6 separate regions of the Homo sapiens genome follow, and all the other regions are linked to region 1. Evidence: chromatin contacts called from ENCODE Hi-C or POLR2A ChIA-PET data. All regions are on one chromosome and are shown on one strand. The core of a region is the stretch at or near the end of the contact, and the rest is flanking DNA. Distances in the headings are between cores, read along the strand shown.

The links. Hi-C counts contacts between places; a loop is a spot of excess contacts on that map. ChIA-PET counts read pairs that join two places held with the same protein, here RNA polymerase II (POLR2A). Pooled maps may share reads with other maps.
Region 2: a loop to region 1 is called in a map of PC-9, with 4 times the contacts of the local background. The contact joins the enhancer-like site here to the promoter of N4BP2 in region 1. A Hi-C loop is called at or near these places in 1 of 168 maps with a recorded cell type or tissue (PC-9), 10 of 37 single-sample maps with no recorded cell type and 5 of 50 pooled maps. POLR2A ChIA-PET finds 5 or more read pairs at or near these places in 4 of 52 experiments (A549, Caco-2, GM12878 and 1 more).
Region 3: POLR2A ChIA-PET joins it to region 1 with 11 read pairs in BJ. The contact joins the promoter of KLB here to the promoter of N4BP2 in region 1. POLR2A ChIA-PET finds 5 or more read pairs at or near these places in 2 of 52 experiments (BJ and naive thymus-derived CD8-positive, alpha-beta T cell).
Region 4: a loop to region 1 is called in a pooled map, with 17 times the contacts of the local background. The contact joins the enhancer-like site here to the promoter of N4BP2 in region 1. A Hi-C loop is called at or near these places in 5 of 50 pooled maps. POLR2A ChIA-PET finds 5 or more read pairs at or near these places in 3 of 52 experiments (A549, HEK293T and WTC11).
Region 5: a map of chondrocyte shows a loop between it and region 1 (5-fold over the local background). The contact joins the enhancer-like site here to the promoter of N4BP2 in region 1. A Hi-C loop is called at or near these places in 8 of 168 maps with a recorded cell type or tissue (B cell, CD4-positive, alpha-beta T cell, CD4-positive, alpha-beta memory T cell and 4 more) and 13 of 50 pooled maps. POLR2A ChIA-PET finds 5 or more read pairs at or near these places in 2 of 52 experiments (activated B cell and activated CD4-positive, alpha-beta T cell).
Region 6: a loop to region 1 is called in a map of gastrocnemius medialis, with 11 times the contacts of the local background. The contact joins the promoter of WDR19 here to the promoter of N4BP2 in region 1. A Hi-C loop is called at or near these places in 4 of 168 maps with a recorded cell type or tissue (ascending aorta, gastrocnemius medialis and naive thymus-derived CD4-positive, alpha-beta T cell) and 18 of 50 pooled maps. POLR2A ChIA-PET finds 5 or more read pairs at or near these places in 3 of 52 experiments (B cell, PC-9 and activated B cell).

The regions. Positions count from the first base shown.
Region 1 is chr4:40,055,600-40,059,890 of GRCh38, forward strand. N4BP2 (NEDD4 binding protein 2) reads left to right here and starts at 1,251. Exons shown (of 18, transcript NM_018177.6): 1 at 1,251-1,431. It also overlaps the pseudogene LOC344967. RefSeq lists silencers at 463-672, 1,013-1,472, 1,523-1,872 and enhancers at 2,063-2,112, 2,213-2,312.
Region 2 is chr4:40,575,747-40,580,497 of GRCh38, forward strand. The region is part of intron 1 of RBM47 (RNA binding motif protein 47); the gene reads right to left. Among named protein-coding and RNA genes, the nearest start is that of RBM47, 52 kb to the right of the region's middle. RefSeq lists enhancers at 1,393-1,562, 1,583-1,782. Within about 2 kb of position 1,430, at least 33 of the 41 ENCODE cell types and tissues checked have a DNase peak (open chromatin) inside an H3K27ac peak, as active enhancers do; they include GM12878 and PC-9, where a contact is called at or near this core.
Region 3 is chr4:39,403,891-39,408,736 of GRCh38, forward strand. KLB (klotho beta) reads left to right here and starts at 3,040. Exons shown (of 5, transcript NM_175737.4): 1 at 3,040-3,884. The coding sequence starts at 3,060.
Region 4 is chr4:40,654,423-40,659,191 of GRCh38, forward strand. No RefSeq gene overlaps it. Among named protein-coding and RNA genes, the nearest start is that of RBM47, 27 kb to the left of the region's middle. Within about 2 kb of position 2,134, at least 3 of the 41 ENCODE cell types and tissues checked have a DNase peak (open chromatin) inside an H3K27ac peak, as active enhancers do.
Region 5 is chr4:40,906,214-40,910,487 of GRCh38, forward strand. All of the region lies in intron 10 of APBB2 (amyloid beta precursor protein binding family B member 2), which reads right to left. Among named protein-coding and RNA genes, the nearest start is that of NSUN7, 160 kb to the left of the region's middle. Within about 2 kb of position 2,663, at least 13 of the 41 ENCODE cell types and tissues checked have a DNase peak (open chromatin) inside an H3K27ac peak, as active enhancers do.
Region 6 is chr4:39,180,746-39,185,189 of GRCh38, forward strand. It overlaps WDR19 (WD repeat domain 19), which reads left to right and starts at 1,784. Exons shown (of 37, transcript NM_025132.4): 1 at 1,784-1,818. The coding sequence starts at 1,813. RefSeq lists enhancers at 1,453-1,632, 1,484-1,778, 1,903-2,052, 2,753-2,822.

The DNA of each region.
Region 1 (4,291 bases), core at 1-2,500:
CACTTTGTCATGAGGTTATTTCGCTTCTCTATTCTGGGAAAAACCACTGCAAGTGGAATGAAAAGTAACCGCAAAGGGAGGGGACGGAGGAAGTAAAAAACAGGCAAAACCACCACCACTACCATCACCACCACCACCACCAACCAGAAAGCAAAGGTGAAAAATTTGCGTACCCTGAAAACACTAAACATTTCACATCAGAACCCAGAACAAATAAACCAGGGAAAGCAGAGTTGAGAGAAAAAAAATGGTGCAGGCTTGGGGACGGACTCATACTACAGCGGTCGCAAGAGGGAAGAGCACGTCTTTGCTTTTTCTTGGCATCCGAAAACTCAAGCTCGAACTGGGGGCAAAGGCCAGCGGCTGCGGTTCCACCGGCTAAGGCGCACACATTCCCCGAGCTCAGACCGCACGCTGGCAGGGCCGATGGGGCTGGGCAGCCTCCCTCCACCCCGTGGCAGTCGCCTACCCCTTTGTCTCCCCGTGGGGCTCCGAGGCCGCGCGCCCGGAAGCCCCCCGCGGGAGGGCCGCGCGCGAGAAGGCGGGTTCCCGTGCCCGCCGCAGCGGCCACGGCCCTAGTCAGGCAATGCCGAGGCCGGTCGCTCGCCTCGCCGTCCCTCCCAACTTGCAGCCTGGACCCCGCGCGCGTCAGGGCTCGTCCCAGCTCTGCTTTCCTTTCTCCCCTCACCTCGCGAGGCCGACCTTGTGTTTGTTTTGTTTTTTGGGGCTCGGGAGAGTGCCGAGGGCTAGAAACAGCTGTGGTTTACCGCGCCGCTTATTTTGGCAAAAATTCCGGGCCTGTTGCAATGTTCCCCAGCGCCAAACAGCTCCCGCCTTCCCCCCAAGCAGAACCCGACACTCGAAGAAGGGCTTGCTCCTCCAGGGACCCCCTGATAAGAAAAGTGGGGACCACGGCCCGCTCTCGGGCGAGACTTGGGGGGTGGGCGACCGGAAGCAGCCGAACCGGCCGGGCAGGGCTTGCTCTCCAACGGGAGAGCGGGAGCGGGAGAGGTGGGAGCGCCCGCGGGCTCAAGTCCCCCGGGCCGCCGCGCCGAGGCGGAGCTCGGGGACGAAGCAGAGGTCGTGGCGGACAGCCGGCGGGCTTGGGGGGGGGCGGTGGGCGGCGATCCACCTGGGCGACGTGGCAGCCATTGCCGGCGCCTCGAGACCCCTCCCCACCCGGCCGCCCACCCGCCCTCTCGCGGCGGGCTTCTGCGCGGCTGCTCTTCCCCGGCCGGACGGAGAGCGGCAGTGTCTCCCCGCCGGGCGCGCTCGCCGTGTCTCCCCCGCGGCCGCAGCTGCTTGCTAGCCTTGCGCGGCGCGGGAGAGCGCAGTGGCGCCGGCGGGAAAGGGCTGCGGACCTGCGGCGCCGCGTTGTGCGTTCGACGACGCGGCACCGGCTTCGACGCCCTCTGCCCGCTCCAGAAGCAGGTAAAGGCGGCGGGTGGGAGGCAGGGAGGCGGGTCCAAGGTGAGGGCCCTGGAGGTTAGGGGTCCCGGGGCTCCGAGCCGAAGCGGAGGGCCTGAAGCAGCGGCGGGCGGCGCGGCGAATGAACCCCCAAGCCCTGAATGTGGGGCCCGGCGCGGGCCGCCTCCGATCTGACCCGCGGGCCCGGCTGCCCGGACGGAAGGGAAGTGAGGCGTCGGCGAGAGGCGGGCCCTGGCGCTCAGCCCGAGGCCGGGCGAAGGCGGGGGCCGCGGCCGCTTCCTTGGCCTCCGAGTGCCTGGCGGGCCTCCAGGCCCCAGACACACCCCTCTCGACCCCCCGAGGTTTCCTCCCAGATCTGTTCCCGCCGGGACCTGACCTTGCGCCCCTCCAGGCGCCTTAGGTGTTTGCCAGGCGGAGCCTTCTGGGAACTTCAGGCCACCTTCCTGAGCACATAGTCCTAGCAGAGCCGTTTATTTACTCAGTTCAAGTCCAGACACACAGCCACTCACACGTTCGGATTTTGGAGACTGCGGGGAGACTTTCCCCTCCCCGGCATTTGTGTGTCTTTGGCCCTCGTCCCGCCTCCCCTGCCCCCATCTGCAACTTTGTCCCTCAATGGGACCCTTCTAGAGCCCCTCTCTCATCGGGACTCTCTCTAAGCCGTCCGTTTGGAAATTCATCCTCAATAGAGTGAGTCATCTTAGCGGGGGCACAGTTTATCTCTCATGCGCTTTTGGTTAAAATAGTTTTTTTTTTCCCTCCGAAAGAGAGCTAGAGTAATAGAATGTAGATGACAGGTCAGTGTCAGTGTTGGCTTCAAAGGCTCTTCCTTTCGGCGGCAGTCTTTGTAACTAGGATCTGATATTTGTGGCACGGACAGGTTTGTACACATTCTCGCCATGCAGTGGTTGTAATGTCTCCATGGCACAGTTCTGGCTTGAAGGCAGGATTGGCTGCTTTTTCTACTCGACATCTTTGAGCCAATCAGCAAGGGCTGCTTGCCTGGAGACTGGTTAACTCAGTAAAGGTGGCCATTGGTTGAGCTCCTAGAAGAAAATCCTGGAGATGAACCTAGCCTCTCAGAAAACAATGACTGATTTGCAGCTGTATTAAAAAAATGTTTTCTTTTAATCCCAACATCAGCCTTTTCACTCCGTTTTTATTACTTCCAGTGTTTTTCTTTCAAACACCAGCTGTCTTTTGTAACTCGTTTTAACTCTCATCCTTTAATTTTAACTAAAAGACGCGCTTTAGGAAATGTAAACATCGTGTGTTCTGTGTTTTGATAAACGTGGTTCCATCTGCCTTTCTAACATTGTTTACTGCTAAAGGTCAGAAATAAACAGTTTTGAGTTTCGCTGCCAGGACCTTTTATTATTTAAGTGCCGTGCTAGGATGGGGGGTAGGAGCGAGGGGCTGTAGTGGTGGACATGGTGGGAAGAATAGGAAATAAATGGCTGCTCTTTTGCAAGGAGGCTACAATTTAGTTAATGAAAAAAGACTAACCTGTAAAACAATAAAGAATAAAGCAGTTGAAATCAGCACGCAGTACGTACGAATGCCAGTTTGTGTACTTGTTGACTTTAGTTAATTTGAAGGGGAGATAGAAGTACTGTATTTCATAGAAAAAGTGGGCTTAAGTTATGGTAGAGGCATGTTTTTTCCTTCATTAAAGTATATTAAAGTAGGCATAGTATCTTGTATGTACACAGTAGAAGCTAAATATTATCACTAGTTGCATGTTTTTTTTTTAGTATTTATTTTAAATCTAAATACTGTTACATAGTTGCATCTTATTTATTTATTTTTTTGAGACAAGGTCTGGCCGTATCGCCAAGGCTGGAGTGCAGTGGCACTATCTCAGCTCACTGCAACGTCTGCCTCCTGGGCTCAAGCCATCCTCCCACCTCGTCCCCTAGAGTAGCTGGGACTAGAGGCGAAAGCCACTACGCCCGGCTAATTTTTGTATTTTTTGTAGAGAGGAGGTTTCGCCATGTTGCCCAGGCTGGTCTCAAACCCCTGAGCTCAAGCAATCCAACTGCCTCCGCCTCCCAAAGTGCTGGGATTACAGGAGTGACCACCACGCCCGCCCGGCCGTTTTAAAACGCTGATTATTTTCCTTTTAAAATCTCCCTTTTCATCATGATTAGCCATGATTATGCATGTTTTTTGATATGCAAAGCAGCAACCATTTATTAGTTAATGAATTTCAGAAAAATAGCTATCTACCTTCTTTGCTTTCCTTTCAGCTTTTTATATGCAAAATCATATTGTAAGTCTTGGGAAGAATCAGTTGTCTATTAAATGCCTTTAGAAGTAGTTTATGTTAGGAATTTAAGAAGAGATTGAGCATTTTTTATGTATGTATGTATGTATGTATTTTGAGACAGAGCCTCACTCTGTCGCCCAGGCTGGAGTGCAGTGGCGCTATCTTGTCTCAGCCTCTGGAGTAGCTGGGATTACAGGTGCTCAACACCACACCTGGCTAACTTCTGTATTTTTAGTAGGGATGGGTTTTTGTCATGTTGGTGAGGCTGGTCTGTAACTCCTGGCCTCAAGTGATCCGCCCGCTTTGGCCTCCCAAAGTGCTAGGATTACAGACATGAGCCACCCCGCCTGGCCTTAGATTGAACACTTTTTTGATACCTACCTTGCCTGATAATGAGTAAGCATACATCAAGCCATGTATCATTATCAACCTCATTGCCCTCGTCCTCATAGTAATGAAGTGGCTTATGTGTATGTACACACACATGCACACCAGGTGCTGTTTTAAGCACTTTGCATATGTGATTGTATTTAATTCTTACAACTCTGAGATTTGCACTATTCTTACAGGGGAGGAGACAGAGACTGAGAAGTA
Region 2 (4,751 bases), core at 180-2,679, 520 kb after region 1:
GGACAAATGAAGCCATTCTGTCCGCCAAGAGTACAGTGATATTTGGTCATCTGGAATTTTCTCTCTTTTGAAGAGAAACCTCAGATTCCTTCATGGTTTCCTCTGTGCTTGTTCTCACACATTACCAAGCTCCTGAGGCCTGGCTCCAGCAGGGAGAGAAAGGGTCTGATCTCAGAGGTGCTCTCTGATCCAGAGGAAGCCCAGAAGAAATGGGGGCCTGCCAGTGCTGGTGGCCAGGAGGGCATTGTTAATAGCTCATCTGGTTCTGTCGCCACCCAAGGCAGGGTTCTCCTTTGGATCGGACACTGGGGAAGTGTTCCTTCCCTGCAGGCTCACATAGCTTGCTAAGAGGCATCTTTCCTCACCTCCTCCTGGGGCAGTGCCCCAGGCAATGGAATGCATTCCTTGAGAAAGGATCCCTTACATGCTTTCCCTTATCTTTCCCAGATTATGCCCTTTCTTCAGCCTATTTCTTTTTTTCTTTCTCTTTTCTGTTTTTTTTTTTTTTTTGGGGGGGGGCGGAGACAGGGTCTCCCCCTGTCACCCACAATCATATTTATGCCTGATCAATTTTTTAAAAAAATTTTTTTGTAGAGATGGGGTCTTGCTATGTCGCCCAGGCTGGTCTTGAACTCCTAGCCTGAGCAACATAGCAACAGCCACCATGCCTGGCCTCCAAGCCTATTTCTTACAAAGGTGAAACTTTCTAACTACTACCTAGCCCCTGTGATCAACTTACATAACATATATGAAAGCATTTTGGAAACTGTAAAATATCAGACAAACGTAACATACTAACATCACAATGAGAAATCATTTGTCATTTTTCTTTTTTAAAAGAGACAGGGTCTCACTCTATCGCCCAGGCTGGAGTGCAGTGGCATGATCATGGATGGCTCACTGCAGCCTCAAACTTCTGGCCTCAAGTGATCCTCTTGCCTGAGCCCCTCAGGGTGCTGGGATTACAGGTGCAAGCTCAGCTCATTTCTATTTTTGAAGTTAGCAACTGAGGGTTGTTTCACTTTCTAGATACTTTAAATTCCCGTGTGGCAGGCACTGTTGTAAACACTTTGCATGTGTTATCTCATATAATATTCACAGAAATCCTGATGATGATGATGATGATACCCATTTTATAGATGAAGAAACTGAGATAGGATGACATTAAATAACTTTCCCAGGGTCACAGAGCTGGTGGAGCTGAGTGATTAGATTCAGACAGGCTGGCTCCAAAGTCCATGCTGAATGCTACCTGTGACTCAAGCCAGGAGAAAAAAAGGAGTTGCTCAAATAAAGCGTCCCTGGCAGTAACGAATCATTAACTTTCAGCCCACTCCAAGGAATGGGTGGCCTGAGGGTCACGTGCTAAAGAGGAAACCCTGAGTGAGTCAATCATGAACACATGACTGTTCTTAGTTCCTTATAGGTTTGCTTCCTCAAATAGCCTTCCTGGAGTGCTGAGCCAAGAGATGGATTGGGACCAGTTTCAGTTCTGGGAAAGGGGCTGAACCCCATCTAGCCAATGCCTGCACCCACGCTTCAGCTCTGTGCATGCTGGTGGCCGAATCTAACACAGGCCACAGGGACTTCCTCAAACTGGGAAATGCCTGCTCATGTTGTCAAGAGTCCTCAGCAACAGCTTGTTTGCCGACTAAACAAGGCTGCCACCTCACACAGGCAGCCTCAGAAAGATCAGGGAGTTAATAGTTACATGAAGACAGCTCAGAGAACAGCTCAAGTGACAGTCCAGACAAATGCAGATCGTATAATGGGTACCTGGTTAGATTCTGTTTAAAAAAAAAAAAAAGGATGTTCCTCTCTGCTATTTATTCCCTGTTCCAATTTTTTTAAAAATCCTGTTTTCCCTTTCCTGATCCTCCCTTATGGTATCTCATACTTAAAAAAAAAAAAAGTCTGGGATAAGCTGATAGTCACAAAGAAACAGGAATGCAACAAACCAGAAACCCAAAGCCCCAAATCTCTGCCTTATCACAGACCGTTTAAAACTCTGGAGTTTTTTCCTACTTCAGCACATATCTCAAGATTAGATAAATGTGGTACCATTGTGTTACTCCCTGGTGAAGAAACCAACAAACTGTCCAATAAAAATTACAGGAAGCTAGGAGCGGTGGTGCGTGCGTGTAGTCCCAGCTACTCAGGGGGCTGAGATGGGAAGATGGCTTGAGCCTAGGAGGTCAAGGCCAGCCTAGACAACACAGCAAGACCTCTTCTCTTAAAAAAAGAAAAAAAGAATTATAGGAGGTCACTGTTTTGGACTAAACTTCTGCAACTAGGGCCCAATAGACCAGACTGAAAATCAAAATGGAGTCACCCAGGCTAAAGTTCCACATCACAAAACAGAAACTAAGTTGTTGTCTGACCTTCTCAGTAATCAGGACGAAGAAATAACACCAAATTTCTTAAATGGGCCAGTTTCAAATCTTTAATTGGCATAATGAAACTCCCTGCTTTAATCCTTAAAGTAATCTGATGTTATTTTTCTGTTGTTCTGTCTCCTGTTGTCCCATTCCTTACAAAAAAAGTATCTTTGAAACAATTAATATACTTTAAGTTCTTTCCTTCTACTTTATAAAGCCAAGCTCTTCTGCTCGGCTGACTGGAACCCTTTTCCTATAATATGGAAGGAAGTGTTGCCCGATTCTAGAAACTCAAATAAAAGCAATTGAGAACTTTAAACTAAATTTGTTGCAATTTTGTCTTTTGACACATAGGATTTTCCTCCTGACACTTATAGACAATTGTAGAATAAATGGCCTCCCTCTGCCTCCATTTTCTACTTCCATTCATTTTCAGTGTTCTTAGCTTTTTCTTTCTACATGCCCACCACTTAGATTTCATTGTTCTTCCATCTGAAAGCTTTGCTTATGGCCTTTTCTATCATTTTCTCTTCTACCTTAACTTCTAGAGTTATTATGTTACCTAGGACAAGAGATATGACTTCTCACTGCCTCAGTTCCTCATCTGTAAATGGTGCTGTGTAGCAGGGCCTGCTGTAAGGGCTAAGGGGTAACGCACACAAAGTGCTTGGCACAATGCTACACACAGTAGGTGCTCAAAATGTGATAGCAAGCTGGGCACGATGGCTCACGCCTGTAATTCCAGCACTTTGGGAGGCCAGGGAGGGCAGATCACTTGAGGTCAGGAGTTCAAGACCAGCCTGGGCAATATGGTGAAACCCCATCTCCACTAAAATAACAAAAAATTAGCCAGACATGGTGGCGTGCACTTGTACTCCCAGCTACTCAGGAGGCTGAGGCAGAAGAATCACTTGAACCTGGGAGGCGGAGGCTACAGTGAGCCAAGATCATGCCACTGCACTCCAGCCTGGGCAACAGAGCGAGACTCTATCTTAAATTAAAAAAAAAAAAAATGCAGCCAGGCACGGTGGCTCACGCTTGTAATCCCAGCACTTTGGGAGGCCAAGACTGGCGGATCACGAGGTCAGGAGACTGAGACCATCCTGGCTAACACACTGAAACCCCATCTCTACTAAAAATACAAAAAATTAGCTGGGCATGGTGGCACGCGCCTGTAGTCCCAGCTACTCAGGAGGCTGAGGCAGGAGAACCACTTGAACCCGGGAGGTGGAGGTTGTAGTGAGTCGAGATCATGCCACTATACTCCAGCCTGGGTGACAGAGCGAGACCCTGTCTCAGAAAAAAAAAAAAAAAAAATGCAATAGCAAAGAAACAAATTGGATGGGAATAACTAGTTCAGATTCTCTAGGTAAAACTCTATAACTTTAAGGGTAATTATTTAAAAGTTATTAAAATTATAAAAAATAAGATCTGACTTAAGTGGGAACTAGATTACCTATTTTAGGGAGATGATATGAAGAAAATTTACCCATCTTATGGAGGTGGTTCAAATCAGAGCACTTCTCCATACACGAGTCAATCTACATTCCCAAGAAGCTCTGAAGCATTTTTCTCTGTGGGTCTTTGCTGGAGTTATTACATTGAGAAAGTAAACTTTAGGGTAATTTTTTTTTTTTTTTTGAGACTAGGTCTCACTCTGTCACCCAGGCTGGACTGCAGTGGCACAATCACAGCTCACTGCAACCTCTGCCTCCCTGGCTCAAGGGATCCTCCTACCTCAGTCTCCCATGTAGAGGTGACCACAGGTGCACACTACCATGCCTGTCTATTTTTTTAAATTATTTTTTATTTTTGTAGAGACAGGGTCTCGCCTTGTTGCCCAGGCTGGTCTTGAACTCCTGGGCTCAAGGGATCTTCCTGCCTTGACCTCCCAAAGTGCTGGGATTACAGGAGTGAGCCACCGCTTCCGGCCTACTTTTAGAGGATTTATAAATTCGAATTGGTCTAAGTTCCAACATGCCAAATATCCTGGACCTCTCACCAGTAAAAAATTTTCCTTCAGTTGAACTTGGTTTAGTTAGCAAAGTCAAATGAGTCCACTTCATGGATATTTTCTAAATGTGTTTCCTCATACTTTTTTTTTTTTAACTCTTAGAATCCAAGTGACTCATCTGTGTGCTTGAATCCTTTCCACTGTCTCATCTCCCTCATCCAAGTTTCTAGTACCTTCTCTTTGTTGTGAAGGATAATCAAACTGAACAACAAAAAGTTTACTCTCCTCATTTGGAACCTAAAAACTCTCTTCTTCCTGGGTCTGAGGGCTCCAAGAATCCTTGAATCAGTTCTCAGATCATTGTGGACACCAGATCAGGAACCTCAGGCACGTGGGAAGGCCAGATAATTAGGAGGGAT
Region 3 (4,846 bases), core at 1,790-4,289, 650 kb before region 1:
CGGGCGCTGTGGCTCACGCCTGTAATCCCAGCACTTTGGGAGGCCGAGACGGTCGGATCACGAGGTTAGGAGATCGAGACCATCCTGGCTAACACGGTGAAACCCCGTCTCTACTAAAAATACAAAAAACTAGCCAGGCGTGGTGGCGGGCGCCGGTAGTCCCAGCTACTCAGGAGGCTGAGGCAGGAGAATGGAGTGAACCTGGGAGGCGGAGCTTGCAGTGAGCCGAGATCCCGCCACTGCACTCCAGCCTGGCAGACAGAGTGAGACTCCGTCTCAAAAAAAAAAAAAAAAAAAGATAGACATGAGCTAGATGAAGGGAGAAACATACTCTGTGCAGAGAGCACACATACCAAGGTACAGGGCTACAAGTTAGCAGGCTGTGTACCCCTTAGTCAACTGAGAGAAGTGAAGCTAAAAATGTGGGCAGGAGCCAGAACAAATTGTCTTTTATGCTAAATCCTGGCATCATGTCCTGAATAATCTTTCCCTTTCACACAAAAATAATATTAGCACATAACTTACTATGTGTCAGTCTCTGTTCCAAGTGCCTTACATGTACTGGCTCATTCGTTTCTATATTCCAGAGAAAACCATTTGGTTCAGTGTATTAACTCGTTTAATTCTCACAATAATCCATGAAGTGCATATTATTATTATGCCTTTTCTTAAAGAGGAAACTGAGGGCAAGTTACACAGCTATATTTAAACTCAGGCAGTCTGCCTCTAGAGGCTCAATCTCTCTTTTTTTTTTTTTTTTTTTTTTTTTTTTTTTTTTTTTTTTAGACAGAGTTTTGCTCTTGTTGCCTAGGCTGGAGTGCAATGGCGCGATCTCGGCTCACTGCAACCTCCACCTCCCGGGATCAGGCAATTCTTCTGCCTCAGCCTCCCGAGTAACTGGGATTACAGGCATGTGCCACCATGCCCAGCTAATTTTGTATTTTTAGTAGAGATGGGGTTTCACCATGTTGGTCAGGCTGGTCTCGAACTCCTGATCTCAGGTGATCCAGCCGCCTCGGACTCCCAAAGTGCTGGGATTACAGGTGCGAACCACTGTGCCGGGCCTCAATCATCTTTTTTTAGAGGTGAGGATAGTCTCACTATATTGCCCAGGCTGGTCTCAAAACTCCTGGCCTCAAGCAGTCCTCCCCACTTAGCCTCCTAAGTAGCTGGGATTATAGGTGTGAGCCACCTCATCTGGCACAGAGACCAAACTATTAACCACTCTGCTTCTCATTCATATGTGATACTTCAAATATTTAAAACATTTATTTATTTATTTATTTATTATTTTTTGAGACAGAGTCTCATTCTGTCACCCAGGCTGGAGTGCAGTGGTGCAATCATGGCTCACTACAGTCTTGACCTCTTGGGCTCAAAGCAATCCTCCCACCTTGGCCTTCTAAAGTGCTGGGACTACAGGCATGCACAACCACACCCGGTTAGTTTTTAATTTTTTTTGTAGAGATGGGGCCTTATTATGTTCCCCAGGCTGTAAAACATTAAATTTTTTACAGGTTATTTGGAGGCTATCGATTTGGTACAATATTTCTTTCTGTATGTGCATGTATTTCTTTCTGTATGTTTATCTTTATTCCAGAATCATGCTGAAGGTAGTCTATGCCTTTGCTATTTTCTTTTTCAGGTTTTTCTTTCCTTTTTAAAAATAAATATTGCCTATTCTTCAAGGGAACTTTCATAATAATTTTCTCTTTTTTTTTTTTTTTTTATTTTGAGACCGAGTCTTGCTCTGTTGCCCAGGCTGGAGTGCGGTGGTGCGATCTCAGCTCACTACAACCTCCACGTCCCAGGTTCAAGAGATTCTCCTGCCTCAGCCTCCCAGGTAGCTGGGATTACAGGTGCCCACCACCGTGCCCAGCTAATTGTATTTTTAATAGAGACGGGGTTTCAACATGTTGGCTAGGCTGGTCTCAAACTCCTGACCCCAAGTGATCTGCCTGCCTTGGCCTCCCAAAGTGGTGGGATTATAGCCATGAATCACTGTGCCTGGCCTTTCGTAATAATTTTCTTGAACTAAAATTTGGGATTAGGCCAGGCATGGTGGCTCACACCTATAATCCCAAGCACTTTAGGAGGCCGAGGCAGAAGGGCTGTTTGAGCCCAGGAGTTCAGGACCAGCCTGGGGGACATAGCTAGACCCCACCTCTACCAAAAAATCAAAAATCAGCTGGGCATGGTGGCATGTGCCTGTTGTCCCAGCTACTTGGAGGCTGAGGAGGGAGGATTGCTTAAGCCTGGGAAGTTGAGGCTGCGGTGAGCTGTGATGACACCACTGCACTCCAGCCTAGGCTACAAAGCAAGACTCTTATTAAAAATTAATTAATTAATTAAAAAATTAGAGATTAGAGAATTTTAGTTAAGTTAAATAAATAAAATAAAAAATAAAATTAGAGATTAGAGGATTTTAGTTAAGTTAAATGTATTAAATTGAAAAGTATTTCATTTTTCCATCCACAAAGTGCTATATTTTCTCATTCAAGTCTTCTCTCAAATCTACCAATACATTTTTGCAATTTTCCTAAAATAGGTAACATTTATTAAGATTGTTCTTAGATGCGTTATAATTTTGTGGAGAAGTGTAATTTCTTATTGTGTTTTCTAATTCTTTACTATTGGTATGTAGGAATGCTATATACTTGTATATGTTATTTTTCTTGATATATGAGATTATAAAATTACCACACAAAAACTCTAAAAATAGAAAAGCTATATACCTTATTCAATAATGTTCAAAACATTCAGAAAAGATTTGGGTCAATATGAAAGGCTACACGGAAAATAATGTGATTTTAATCCAGTGTTTACATATGTGTTAGTTACACATTCAAACTCTTGTCACCGATGCATTTTCATCTAATTTTTTCCATAATGAGAGAGAAGGAGACGCGTTGGTGACTGCAATAGGGCCACCTCCCTCAAATTACGTTGCTCTCTATGACCCATCCTCAGTCTCCCAGTTCAAGCTAATCATTGACAGAGCTTTACAATCACAAGCTTTTACTGAAGCTTTGATAAGACAGTCCAGCAGTTGGTGGCAAATGAAGCCAGGCTGTGCGGCAGGATCTCCAGGGAATGAATGGATTTTCTTCAGCACTGATGAAATAACCACACGCTATAGGAATACAATGTCCAACGGGGGATTGCAAAGATCTGTCATCCTGTCAGCACTTATTCTGCTACGAGCTGTTACTGGATTCTCTGGAGATGGAAGAGCTATATGGTCTAAAAATCCTAATTTTACTCCGGTAAATGAAAGTCAGCTGTTTCTCTATGACACTTTCCCTAAAAACTTTTTCTGGGGTATTGGGACTGGAGCATTGCAAGTGGAAGGGAGTTGGAAGAAGGATGGAAAAGGACCTTCTATATGGGATCATTTCATCCACACACACCTTAAAAATGTCAGCAGCACGAATGGTTCCAGTGACAGTTATATTTTTCTGGAAAAAGACTTATCAGCCCTGGATTTTATAGGAGTTTCTTTTTATCAATTTTCAATTTCCTGGCCAAGGCTTTTCCCCGATGGAATAGTAACAGTTGCCAACGCAAAAGGTCTGCAGTACTACAGTACTCTTCTGGACGCTCTAGTGCTTAGAAACATTGAACCTATAGTTACTTTATACCACTGGGATTTGCCTTTGGCACTACAAGAAAAATATGGGGGGTGGAAAAATGATACCATAATAGATATCTTCAATGACTATGCCACATACTGTTTCCAGATGTTTGGGGACCGTGTCAAATATTGGATTACAATTCACAACCCATATCTAGTGGCTTGGCATGGGTATGGGACAGGTATGCATGCCCCTGGAGAGAAGGGAAATTTAGCAGCTGTCTACACTGTGGGACACAACTTGATCAAGGTACTGTACAGCTAGCTTCTTCTTATAGCTTCAGAAAACACTAAGAATTTAAGAATTTACCTTCTGCCTCAGTAATTCTCTTCACTGAAATCAAGGCAACTGATTTTAAGCTAATTCAAAAGATCTATCCTCAAATTTTGCATTTAAGTTAGTGTATGTTTTATTTATCTAAGGTATTTTTAATGTATTAATCCAATTAGTTTTTTCAAAAGTTGCACTTTGAGGCTATTTTTAAATCTACCATTATACACTACAGTGTGAATATATGAGCTTACTTTCATTCTGTGGGAAAACAGTGCTTCATAAATTTAATTGTTGGAACCCTTTTCTGACAACATGCAATCATTTCAGAATTATCTTAAGGCACAACCATTTCAAATATGTATTTGTTGTTAAGTATAGCTAACTTAGCTAATAAGTAAATAAAGTAAGTAAATAAGTAAGCCAAATAAATGTTAGCTAACTCATGCATATTAAATACAGAAATTTAAATATACTTCACTTTTGATTTTATTTGTGTTACATAGCAAAAAAGAGAAGATTAATTGTTATGGGAGCTAAACACATTTCTTCCCATAAGAACTGGGAAGAATGTGCTCTACTAAAGCAATTTTCAAGCAATATATTTCAAAAGCTAGAGATAATGTTGAGAAATGTTAAAATTAGTAAAACAATAGTGAAAATACAAGCAAAATAATAGGTAATAATTACTGAGTACTTATTATGTACCACAGACTACATTAAGTATTTTACATGCATCGTTACAGTTGATCCTCTTAACAGCCTTTTGAACTAGTTTTATTATTCTTCCCATTTAAAAGATGAGGAAACTGAAGCTTAATGAGATTAAATAATTTTCCCAAGGTTAAGGAGTAAAATACAGCTGTTGTGGACATGGATTTTTTAAATGACAACATAATTAACACTAACTGTCTTCATTAAGAATGCTTTGAAAAGAAGAC
Region 4 (4,769 bases), core at 884-3,383, 600 kb after region 1:
AAATCTAAGGGAGTCTTCAGAGGCTGCCAAAGAGATAGGCAATTGATTGTAATTTCAAGCTGTTTGGCTAAAAGATGATGAGTCAGAAATCAATCCAAGAACTATTTGTATTGCTACGCATTTCAAACTCTCTAATTTGAGTTCTAGTAAATGAAAGAGAAAGAAGAAGAAGAAAGATTATGAAGTAAACAGAAATAAGGGAAACAGCATGTAAAATTTTTAAAAAACAAGTATCTTTTTAATAAGTTAGATAACAAAACTAGGTACTTTTACTTTTTTTTTTTTGAGATGGAGTCTTGCTCTGTTGCCCAGGCTGGAGTGCAGTGGCGCGATCTCGGCTCACTGCAAGCTCTGCCTCCCCTGGAGATTTTACTTCACGCCATTCTCCTGCCTCAGCTTCCCGAGTAGCTGGGACTACTACAGGCACCTGCCATGACGCCCTGCTAATTTTTTCGTATTTTTAGTAGAGACAGAGTTTCACCATGTTAGCCAGGATGGTCTCGATCTCCTGACCTCGTGATCCACCTGCCTCAGCCTCCCAAAGTGCTGGGATTACAGGCGTGAGCCACTGCGCCTGGCTGAAAACTAGGTACTTGTATTGCACTAAAAGAGTTATTTTGGGTGGCAAGGGCACCCAAAAGAACAGTGGAGGCTGGACACGGTAGCTCACCCTTGTAATCCTAGCACTTTGGGAGGCTGAGGCAGGCGGATCACTTGAGGTCAGGAGTTCAAGACCAGCCTGACCAACAGGAAGAAGCCCCATCTCTACTAAAAATATAAAATTAGCCAGACATGGTGGCACATGTCTGTAATCCCAGCTACTCGGGAGGCTGAGGCAGGAGAATTGCTTGAACCCGGGAGGCAGAGGTTGCAGTGAGCCAAGATCACGCCATTGCACTCCAACCTGGACAACAAGAGCAAAACTCCATCTCAAAAAAAAAAAAAAAAAAAAAAAAAACAGTGGAAAGGCTTGGGTAGAATTTTTTTTTTTTTTTTTTGAGACAAGGTCTCCCCGTCTGTCTGTCGCCCAGGCTGGAGTGCAGTGGTGCGATCTCAGCTCACTGCAACCTCTGCTCCCTGGGTTCAAGGGATTCTCCTATCTTACCCTCCCAAGTAACTGGGACCATAGGTGCGTGCCACCACACCCAGCTAATTTTTTGTATTTTTGGTAGAGACAGGGTTTTGCCATATCATCCAGGCTGGTCTTGAGCTCCAGACCTCTATCTGCCCGCCTCAGCCTCCAATGTGCTGGGATTACAGGCCTGAGCCACTGCATGATAACCATTATTGTTGCATTAATAATGAATATTGTATAGAACACTTGTATATTGTCATTCGCAGAGTATCTTTTTAAATTTGCTTTATTTGGGCCTGGCCGGTAATTTTTTTTATAGATAAAGATGGGTTCTCACTGTTGCCCAGGCTGGCCTCTAACTCCTGGCCTCAAGAGATCCTCACACTTTGGCATCACAAAGTGCAGGGATTACAGACATGAGTCAGTGTGCTCGGCCCAAAAAAGGCAAATATAAAAGGATACTCTGCAAATGACAATATGCAAGTGTTCTATACGATATTCATTATTAATGCAACAATAATGGTTATCATGCAGTAATAACAACTGTAATGGAAAAAGTTTTAAATGCTCATCATCAAAGTGAATATCTAAACAGGAACTATAAATCATTGTATCGAATGTCTAATCAAACAGGGTTTGGAGGATGATCCCTGGCTAACCAGACATTGGGAGCTTCCGGCATCAGTTTTCATCATTGAATGTCTAAGTTTCTGGGCTCAGAAAAAAGTTTGCATCATCAAAAATGTGGATATGTGAGAAACAGTGCAGAGAAGGTATAGAACATTGTGAAACCTCTTTCTCTGAACAGTTTTAACATCGAAAGTGCCATCTGGCCACAAGGATCAGAAAATAACCAGATTACTAGCTGCCAGATTTTACTTCTGCAAAAAAATAAATCAAAAGACTCAGTAATCTATCAGTGCAGGAATTCTGGGTTGTGATCAGAATAAAATAGGTGGCAAAATGTTCCTATGAGTATCAAGGCCAGCAAAGAATCTCTTTGGCCTTTTAGAACTGGATCACGTTAACTTGAAACTGAGTCTCCGTGCAAAGGGATGGGGCATAGCTCCTTCAAAAGAGGATGTGGGTAATCAGACCACTCAAACAGGTGGCACAGTCAGTGTGGGAGTCTTGGTCCCACTGAGGTATCAATACTCATCTGGGGAGCCCTCCTCCTGCCCTGCTAATTACGTTAATCTCTTAAATTCCCTTAAAAAGTCATGGCACTTTTCAGGCTGGGCATGGTGGCTCACGCCTGTAATGCCAGCATTTTGGGAGGCCGAGGCTGGTGGGTCGCTTGAGCTCAGGAGTTCAGTCAAGAATGGCTCCGGCAACATGGTGAAACCCCATCTCTACGAAAACATTGAAAATTAGCCGGGCATGATAGCGTGTGCCTATTTTCCCAGCTACTCCGGAGGCTCAGGTGGGAGAATCATCTGAGCACAGGAAGTTCGAGGCTTCAGTGAGCTGTGATTGTGCCACTGCACTCCAGCCTGGGTGACAGAGCGAGACCCTGTCTTAAAAAAAAAAAAAAAAAAAAGTCCTAGCACTTTTCAAACATGTTAGGGACTTTAGAACTTATCTGGCCAAATGCTTCCATTTCACAGGTGAGGAAAACAAAGTCTCAGAGAACTACTCTGAAGGCCAGAGAACTCATCAGTGGCTCAAGCAAAACATGAATCTCCCGCTTTCCATAACAGTTTTCTCTTCACAGTGCTGCTGCCTTCCCCATCCTTCCACCTTTAGTGCTCCCACAATCTTTTTTTTTTTTTAGGCAGAGTCTCACTCTGTCACCCAGACTGGAGTACACTAGTGCAATCTCGGCTTACTGCAGCCTCCACCTCCCAGGGTTCAAGCAATTCTCCTGTTTCAGCCTCCCGAGTAACTGGGATTACAGGCGCCTGCCACCATGTCTGGCTAATTTTTGTATTTTTAGTAGAGACGGGGTTTCACAATGTTGGTCAGGCTGGTAATTTTTGTATTTTTAGTAGAGATGGGGTTTCACCATGTTGGCCAGGGTGATAATTTTTGCGTTTTTAGTAGAGATGGGGTTTCGCCATGTTGGCCAGGCTGGTAATTTTTGTATTTTTAGTAGAGACTGGGTTTCACCATGTTGGCCAGGCTGGTCTTGAACTCCAGGCCTCGAGTAATCCACCCACCTTGGCCTCCCAAAGTGTTGGGATTAGAGGCATGAGCCACCGTGCTCAGGCTTCCCACAATAATTTTTACTTTGACACATACAGACTTCAATATCACATTCGTATGCACCAAGCTATATGGGAGAATATCTGTAAAGATTCATGAGTTGTTATGTATAGAGTGCTTAAATTGTGGACATAGAAAATAATATTTCTATCCAGATGCAGTGGCTCACGCCTGTAATCCCAGCACTTTGGGAGGCTGAGGCGGGCAGATCACCAGAGGTCAGGAGTTCGAGACCAACCTGGCCAACATGGTGAAACCCCATCTCTATTAAAAATATAAAAAATTGGCCAGGCATGGTAGCGGGCACCTATAATCCCAGCTACTCAGGAGGGCGAGGCAAAAGAATCGCTTGAACCCAGGAAGTGGAGGTTGCAGTGAGCCGAGATCGCACCATTGCACTCCAGCGTGGGCAATAGAGAGAGACTCCATTTCAAAAAAAAAAAAAAATCACTAGGCCAGGTGCGGTGGTTCATGCCCTGTAACCCCAGCAATTTGGGAGGCTGAGGCAGGAGGATTGTTTGTGGCCAGGAGTTTGATACCAGCCTGGGCAATATAGTGACACCTCATTTCTACAAAAGATAAAATAAAAAAAAAAATATATAGCAATCATTAAAATGATATATTTTATTATATTTTATTATCAAAAAATAGTTCTAAAAGCCATATTGCCAATGACAGAGAATGCTGGGGCAGAGTTTTCCAAGACTTTAAGCAGCATATTTGGGTCTGGAGTCTAAACGTCTCAATTTATCAAACATTTGTTGTGCACCTACTGTATACAAGGCTCTGTGCAGGATACAGTGAAAAATGATGAAGCCATAGTCTTCACTCTCAAAGAATAAATGGGAGTCCTCTTCAGTGATAGAAACACAAAGCCAAGAAAAGAAGCAGCTTTTTGGTGAATGATGATCCTAAGGTACCAAAAGGGCATTGGTATATTTTTATTGATTTAACAAACACTTCTGTAACGTGTTCTGTGCCAGGCACTATGTAAGTGCTCTTTATTAGTATGAACATATTTGATTCTCACAAAAATACCTGAATAACCTGAACTGTAGTATTACTATGGCCATCTTACATTTACTGGGCTTTGCCACTTACTGCTGTGTGACATTGGGCAAGTTATTTAACCTCTCTGTGGTTAAATAACTTGCCCAATGTCACACAGCAGTAAGTGAAAAAGCCCAGATTCATGCCTAGGCCACCTGGTTCCAGAGTTTATGTTTGTAACTACTCTGGAATTGATTTTTTTTTTTTTTTTTTTGAGATGGAGTTTCGCTCTTGTTGCCCAGGCTGGAGTGCAATGGCCCGATCTCGGCTCACTGCAACCTCCGCCTCCCAGGTTCAAGCAATTGTCCTCCTTCAGCCTCCCAAGTAGCTGGGATTACAAGCATGCACCATCACACCCAGCTAATTTTGTATTTTTAGTAGAGACGGGGTTTCTCCATGTTGGTCAGGCTAGTCTTGAACTCCTGGCCTCAGGTGATCC
Region 5 (4,274 bases), core at 1,413-3,912, 850 kb after region 1:
TGGGAGGCTGAGGTGGCTTCTGCTTGAGCCCAGGAGTTCGAGACCAGCTTGGGCAAAATGGCAAGACCCTGTTTCTACAAAAAAATTTAAAAATTAGCTGGGCATGGTGGCACACGCCTGTAGTCCCAGCTACTCAGGAGGCTGAGGTGAGAGGATGAGGCAGGAGAATGGCTTGACTGGGAGGCAGAGGCTACAGTGAGCTGAGGTGCGCCACTGCACTCCAGCCTGGGTGACAGAGTGAAACCTGTCTCAAAAAAAAAAAAAAAAAAAAAAAAGAAAAGAAAAGAAAAGAAAAAAGAAAACAAAAATTCCCACCAGTACTTAGTTAAGGGGATTTCAGAGTCCCAATGAGGAGGGAGGAAACTTCCATTTCCAGCGCTCTGATGTAACCACAGGTGCTTTATTATTAGTTACCTAACTTAATTTAGTTCAATTTTCACAACCCAGTGAACCCAGTGAAAGAGGGACTCTGCATCTTTTTTAAGTGTCCATACAAAACATTGGAAACATTTTGACCATGAAAGGACTTGAACCCTCAATCTTCTGACCCAAAGTGAGATGTCTTTTCCCTTAGGCCACATGGTCTCCTCTCTCCCATTTTTGAGATAAGCAAACAGACTCCTGGCAAATTTAAGGTTTCCTAAAACAGAGGTGGCAGAAAGGAGTGTCCCACACATGCACTTATTGAGAGTGTGTGTATATACATGTACATATGCATGTATATATGTGCACACGGGTATATATGCATGTATATGTAAATATGCATATATACACACATATATGCATGTCTATATGTGTATATGTAGATGGATCTAGGTACAGATAGACATACATGCAAAGGACTCAGCTAGAGACTTCCTTTTACATATCTTGTTCAATCAACTTAATCCACATATCAACACATGAGGCAGATATTATTATTGCCATTTCACAGATGAGGAAACTGAGGTACAGGGTAGTTGTTAAGACTGAATCGTGTCCCCTCCCCAATTCCTATGCTTAAGTCCTAACCCCCAATGTGACTGTATTTGGAGAAAGGGTCTTTAATGCAGTAATTAAGTTAAATGAGCTCTAACAATGGGGCTCTACTCCAATAGGACTGATATGCTTTATTTAATTTAATTTAATATATTACATATATATATATATATATATATATATATATATTTTTTTTTTTTTTTTTTTTTAGACAGAGTCTCACTCTGTCACCCAGGCTGGAGTGCAGTGGCTCACTACAACCTCCGCCTCCTGAGTTCAAGCAATGATCCTGTCTCAGCCTCCCAAGTAGCTGGGATTACAGGTGTGTGCTACCAAGCCTGGCTGATTTTTGTATTTTTAGTAGAGATGGGGTTTCGCCCTGTTGGTTAGGCTGGTCTTGAATTCCTGACCTCAGGTGATCTGCCCACCTTGGCCTCCCAAAATGATGGGATTACAGGTGTGAGCCACTGTGCCTGACCCTTTTTTTTTTTTTTTTTTTTTGAGACAGGGTCTTGCTCTGTTTTCCAGGCTAGGGTGAAATGGCGCGATCTTAGCTCACTGCAGCCTTCACCTTTTGGGCTCAGCCTCCCCTGAGTAGACGGGACTACAAGTGTGCACCACCATGCCTGCTAATTAAAAAAAGGTGGGTTTTTTTTTTGTAGAAATGGAGTTTCACCATGTTGCCCAGGCTGGTCTGGAACTCCTGGGCTCAAGCCATTTGCTCACCTTGGCCTCCCAAAGTGCTGGGATTACAGGCGTGAGCCACTGTGCCCAGGTGTGTGTCTGTGTGGTGTGTGTGTGTGTATGTGTGTATGTGTATGTGGTGTGTGTGTGTGGCATATGTGTATGGTGTGGGTGTGTGTGGTGTGTGTGTGGCATATGTGTGTGTGTATGTGTCTGTGTGTGTGTGTGGTATCCTTATAAGAGGAGGAAGAGACAGCAGGGAGGCGCCCACACAGAGAATAGGCCATGTAAGGACAGAACAAAAAGGCGGCCAGCACAAACCCGGGAGAGCGGCCCCAGGGGAAGCCAAACCTGCTTTCACAGTGACCTTGGGCTCCCAGCCTCCATAACTGTGAGAAAAGAACGTTTCTGTAGTTGAAGCCACCTCGTCTGTGGTATTTTGTTATGGCAGCCCCAGCCAACAAACACACGGTGGTGTATACACTTCAGGTAACCATGAGCATATGGCAGAGCTGGCAGTGAAGCCTGAGTTTGTGTCCTGACACATTCCTGTCACCGCGCCTTGCTGCCTCCTAGGTGCGGCAACAATGCTGGCTTTCCTGACGGAGAGAGGGAGGCCGGCATCCCCAGGCCACACCTATAATGCCTCTCACCCCATACACGTGTGCACAACACGCCTCCTCCCCTCCTCACAATCTTGGGTGCACCCAGTAGCTACACCCGGCTGGCACCGGAGCCCAGGGAGGCCAGCCCCACTCTAAAGAGGCCCCGAAGAATTCAAGGCCTCCTAGGAGTACCCTGAGGAGAAGAAAATAATCCCTCAATGGGGAGTGAGTACTTCAAAGCCCACCAGCTCTACGTTTATAGCTTTGGGCTGGTCCCGAGGCTTCTCAGAAGTACCTCAGAGCCGACAATGGGGGAGCCCGCCACTGCAGGAACCAAAAGCCCTGAGGTAGTGTGGGTGCCCTTGTGCAAACTGTCCACTAGGGGGCACCATCACCCAACACCTGCTAACAGATCACTGGAGGCAAGGAGGCCTATGGAGGCAAAGGAAATGCCCAGGGAACCGACTAACTGCCTGCTAGCTGCGTCCTCCTCCCTCCAGGCCACAGCACTGCTCTCCACACTGTTTTCCAGAGGTGTAGCACTCTTAGGTCCAGGGGCAACCTGCAGAGGAGCCCAGTGTGGGGCTGAGGCCTCTGGGCCTCCCCTGTCACAGTGGCCCTGCTCTTGCCCTTACACAGAAGGGCTTCTGCTACTAAAGAAAGGCCGGTGCACCATGCAATCACCATTATTTGCAATGCCTGCCCCACAGCGACTCTCATTAACCTGCTGAGCAGGTTCAATCATCAGCACGTTATGAACAAGTCATACAAATCTAAAAATATCAACCAGAAATGCCAACTTATTAATTTACGGAGAGAAACGCCAAGTGTCAGTCGACTGCATGTTCAGGTTGGCTAATGAAAGGGTTTGCTCTCTGCAGGAAACCCACTCCAGTTTTCAATCCCCAGGCCACTGCAGGCTGACAAACAACGATGCAGGCAGAGGAACCTGACAATCAGCATCCTAACAGCCAGGATTCTTGACGATTCTTCACTCATGCCAGAGACACGCCTCCGGGTTGTGATTTAGTACAGAAACAGTTAATTGCATTAGTCATTTCCTGCCCAGGAACCAGGCTGGCATTATGAGTCCTATTTTTATCAATGGAAAATTTGAGCAGAGGTGGGTTCAACCGAGAGACGTAGCACAATGTTTCCAGAATGTCATGGAACAAATTAAGTGTATGTTTACTTAAAGATGAACTTGCAGGCATATCTCATTAGACATATGTAATCTGATAATCACTTATAATCATCATGATACTAGCAGTGACTATTTATCGAGGGCTCACTCTGTGCTGAGTGTTTTATATACAAGTCTGGTCTTGGCAGGGAAAGCATGAAGGTGGGCGCTGACATTTACACATCACTTGCCACAAGCTGCATGCTTTACAACATGTAGCACAACATGTTTTCACAACAACACTACAAAGTAGGTGCTGTATTTCTTATTTTCTAAATGAGAAACTGAGGTTCAGGGAACTTAGTTGAATTGTCTAATGTCACAATGTAAATAAACAGCAGAGCTAGATTTGATCTGAGGTTCACCGCAACCTCTGTCTCCCAGTTTCAAGTGATGGTCTCCTGCCGCATCCTCCCTAGTAGCGGGGATTACAGGCACCCACCACCATGCCTGGCTAATTTTTTTTTTTTTTTTTTGTAATTTTAGTAGAGACAGGGTTTTACCATGTTGGCCAGGCTGGCCTCGAACTCCTGACTTCAGGTGATCCGCCGCCTCGGCCTCCTAAAGTGCACTAGTCTTTTTTTTAATTTTTAGAGAGGGGTCTTGCTTTGTTGCCCAGGTTGGAGTGCAGTGGTAAGATCATGGCTCATTGCAGCCTCAATCTTCTGGGCTCAAGTGATCCTCCAACCTCAGCCTCCCGAGTAGCTGGGACTACAGGCTACGCACTACCATACCCGGCTAATTTTTTCTTTTTTTGTAGAGACGGGGTCTCACTGTGCTACCCAGGCTGGTCTTCAACTCCTGGGCTCAACAGATCCACCTGC
Region 6 (4,444 bases), core at 534-3,033, 870 kb before region 1:
GACGGAGTCTCGCTCTATCGCCCAGGCTGGAGTGCAGTGGCGCGATCTCCGCTCACTGCAAGCTCCGCCTCCCGGGTTCACGCCGTTCTCCGGCCTCAGCCTCCCGCGTAGCTGGGACTACAGGCGCCCGCCAATACTTCTTAATCTCCCACACTTAAGTGGAACAGGATGGTTTATGGAGGCTGAAGTTGAGTATTTCCCTTCTCCCAGGTAGTTTAGGCTCTGATAAAACCCCAGCAGACTAGGCTTTGGTAAAAATACTTTCTCCTGAGGGCAGGTCTTGTTAAGAACTGATTGCTCTGGCTATTTTTAAATGGTTACCCTTTCAGCAGAGGAATCTTTCAGTAAAAATTTAAGTAATTAACCTAACTGTCAGAGGCGTTTGAACCAGAGCGATTCCATTTTGAGTGAGGGCTAGGAAAATGAGGCTGAGACTTGCTGGGCTGAATTCTCAGAATTTGGGCATTCCTCGCCTCTAGATGTTTACGATTAAGGGAATAAATTAATAATGTTTACTAAAACAGACCCAGATATCGGGATATCTGGAGAACAAAGGCATTCCTAATTTTGCTTTAAAGATAATAATATCAATTCCTGCAAAATAATTAAGAAAATTAATCTTTGATCACAAACCCTTGTAGCAGAGCACATCTCCCCATATATACAAGCATTGTACCTAGGGTGGATGCGTCCCTTCTCTTGCTTTCAGGAATGTCCTACTCTGTCTATGGAGTAGCTGTCCTTTCACCACTTTACGTGTTTTAATAAACTTGCTTTTCTCAGCACTGAGAACTCGCCCTGAATTCTTTCTTGCGCGCGATCCAAGAACCCTCTCTTGGGGTCTGGATCCGGACCCCTGTCGTAACGTAACTGAAAACCCCAGTGCAAAGGCATAGCACCCTACTTAAGAATTTGCAAACATTCATTATTAGTTATTTCAAATCATTGATTAACTTTCTCTAAGCCAATCAGATTCCTACCTGATGTCGAAAAGAAAAGCAAAAGGTAGACTGTTTCAACACTTTCAGACGCTTGGGTAAAAGATGCACTTTCATGCTATAAATAATGCAGCACAAATACTGTACAACAGGGCTTTATACTTGGGGAAAAGCTGCCAGATCCAAACTCTAAAGGAAAACTATTGGAGCTCATTTTTCCTGCCCACGTTAGCTAGCACATTTTGTTGACATTGAAAAAAAAAAAAGATTTTGGTGAAACTGAAAAAAAAAAAGCACCAACAACCCTACCTTGAAATAAACTATTGTACCTCTTATGCCTCCTCCCTTCTACCCCAGAAACCTGGAAGAAAAAAAGATATACCCGAGCTCGTCCAACCCCTCTTTGCGTGGACTGTATAGGAGTATTTAGCCCATCCTGCCTCCTTTAATCTAACATTCTGCGTCTTCTTTCCTTCAGCTTCTCGGCGCCCCCTTTGGCCAGCACTGACATCTTAGTCATCGCGGTCCAAAATTTACGCACGCGCCTTTGAGGGCTCACAGAGCCCGTCTCTCCCGGACGAATCTCATCCAATCAGAGCCAGCCAGGAAGCCGAGGCTCAGCAAGGCCTCGCGACGCCCAACTTCCCAGGGTTAGCGTCTCTGATGTCATGTGATTCCACCCTCCGCCTCTCACCCACCCTCGCAGAGGGCGGTGCGCTTGGCCCGGCCCCTCGAGGCACCGCCTTTCAATTAGCACTCGCTGATTGGTCGCTGCTCGCGCGGTCTCCTGGGTGACGGGAACGCGGTAGCCTGCTTGGTGGAGACCGGGTGCGCCTGCGTACTTCATAGTTCGCGTAGCGGCTCGAGCGTGGAGATGAAGGTAAATAACTTACAAATTCCCGGGGTGGGGCGGGAAAACGCGACTACTGGCCCTTGGTCGCTTTTAAAAGAGGATATCTGTCCCTCTCCCTTCTGAGTTCGTTGGAAATGAGGAAGAGAGAGAGAGAGAGAGGTGGCCAGAGAGAGCGGGGGCGAAGCTGAAGGGACGAGAGAAAGGAAAGAAAATAGGAGGAGAGGAGAGGGCGGAGAGAGAGGCCTCTCGTTTTGGGGACTGCAGACGCCGTAGAAGCGGTGCAGAAAGTGGGAACCCCTCCCTGGCCGAAATGAGCGGACTGGATCTAAAGATACCCCAGCTTCGCACGCGGAAAGAACTGGTCGAGTTAACGCGTTTGGAGGGTCGCTGTGAAGTTGACTGGGTCCGATGTCACGAGCTACCTCATTTCTTGGGGCTAAGCCTCTGGCAAGCCGCGCAGCTGCCCAGCGCCTTAAAAAGAATGAAAAGCCTCCTAAAGAATAACTTCAAAATGTATTACCTGTGACCAGTCCAATCACCTGCTAGCGAGTGTACATTATTGACGGGAAATCTGCACCCGAAAACTCAGGTCTCACGCTCATGTGCCTCATCCTCTGCACGCACGGTTTCTAGGCTTGGGCTTCTTGTTCACCCCACTTTCTGATTTATCAGAGCAGTCCCCCCTTGCTCTGCTCTGGCAAAGAAATGGAAGGCTTTTTTTTTTTTTTTTTTTTACTGAGTCTCGCTCTGTTACCCAGGCTGGAGTGCAGTGGCGCAATCTCTGCTCCCTGCAACCTCCACCTCCTGGGTTCAAGCGATTCTCCTGCCTCAGCCCCCCGAGTAGCTGGGACTACAGGCGCGTGCCACCACACCCAGCTAATTTTTTGTATTTTTAGTAGAGATGGGGTTTCACCGTGTTAGCCAGGATGCTGTCACTCTCCTGACCTCATGATCCCCCGACCTCGGGCTCCCAAAGTGCTGAGATTACAGGCGTGAGCCACCGCGCCCGGCTGGAAGGCTCAATTTTAAAATTATTTTAGATGTCCTCATGCTTCTTCGTGGCTATTAGTGTGGAAATTGGAATTGACGGACCAGTAATCATAACTCCCATTTTTATTTCTAAAGCTCTTTACAATTTATGAAATATTAGAAGTGAAGAGTTATTATTCATGATTTACAGTTGAGAATTTTTTGCTGGAGGCAATTTAAACGACTTACTTAAAGCCCTACAGCTAATAAGCTACAAACAAAATTTAAGTCTTGGTTTTTTGGTTGTGAAACTAGCAGTTTTTCCTCTGCACGGTATGTGGAGCATCTATAGAGCTCCACTGAAAAAAAATAATATGAAATCACAGCTAGAGGCAAGTCAGCCATTGAAGGTAATGAAATTCAAGTTTAAGGACTTCTCACTTGCATGAAGGAGTTCCAGGGTGAAATGGTCACAAAATTGCAAAAGTAAGATGCTTTTAAATATTCTTTCTTCATGAGTTTCTTTATGCTCTATAAAACTTTTATGTCCCATGATCATAGCCCACCTCTACTTTCAATAGAGGGGAATTTCTTCTTTAGCATGTAAAATGCTCATTGGGACAGGGTGCGGTGGCTCACGCCTGTAATCCCAGCACTTTGGGACGCCGAGGCAGGTGGATCACTTGAGGTCAGGAGTTCGACACCAGCCTGGCCAACATGGTGAAACCCTGTCTCTACCAAAAATATTTTTAAAATTAGCCGGGCGTGGTAGCGTGTGCCTGTAATCCCAGCTATTCGGGAGGCTGAGGCAGGAGAATCGCTTGAACCCAGGAGGCGGAGGTTGCAGTGAGCCAAGATCGCCCCACTGCACTCCAGAGCCTGGGCGACAGAGCAAGACGCTGTCTAAAAAAAAATAAAAATAAAAATAAACAACCTCACTGCTTTGTGTTTGGTTGTTGGTTGTTAATTTATTTATTTTGAGACGAAGTCTTGCTCTGTCACCCAGGCTGGAGTGCAGTGGCACCATCTCGGCTCACTGCAACCTCCACCTCCCGGGTTCAAGGGATTCTCGTGCCTCAGCCTCCCAAGTAGATGGGATTACAGCAAGCGCCACCATGCCCAGCTCATTTTTTGGTAATTTTAGTAGAGACGAGGTTTCGCCATGTTGGCCAGGCGGTGTTTAATTTTGAGCATTGTAAGAGTTTTGTGTTGCCGCACAGACTAAGTCCCGTGTAACAGTATCTAAATTTCATATGCCTAGAAATGGGCATCATTGTTTAATCTATAATTTAACCTAATATTGAAATCTAAATTTTTTCACTGAAACTCATATTCCTAAATGTTCTAGATCAACACTGTCTGATATAAATGTACTGTGAGCTAATGTAATTTCATATTTTTATTGACCATTAAAATTTTTTAAGAAAACAGGTAAAATTTATTTTAATAATATATTTTATCTTACCCAGTATATCAAAAATGTTATTTCAACATGTAATCAATATAAAAATTAACAACGAGATAGTTTACATTCTTTTTCCAGTTGTTGAAATCTGATATACATTTTATATTTACAGCACAGCTAGGTTGGGATTACTTATATTCCAAGTCCTCAATAGCTACATGTGGTTTGTAGCCTCCATATTGGACATCACGTTTCTTGATTGTTTCAAGGAAAAGAAAG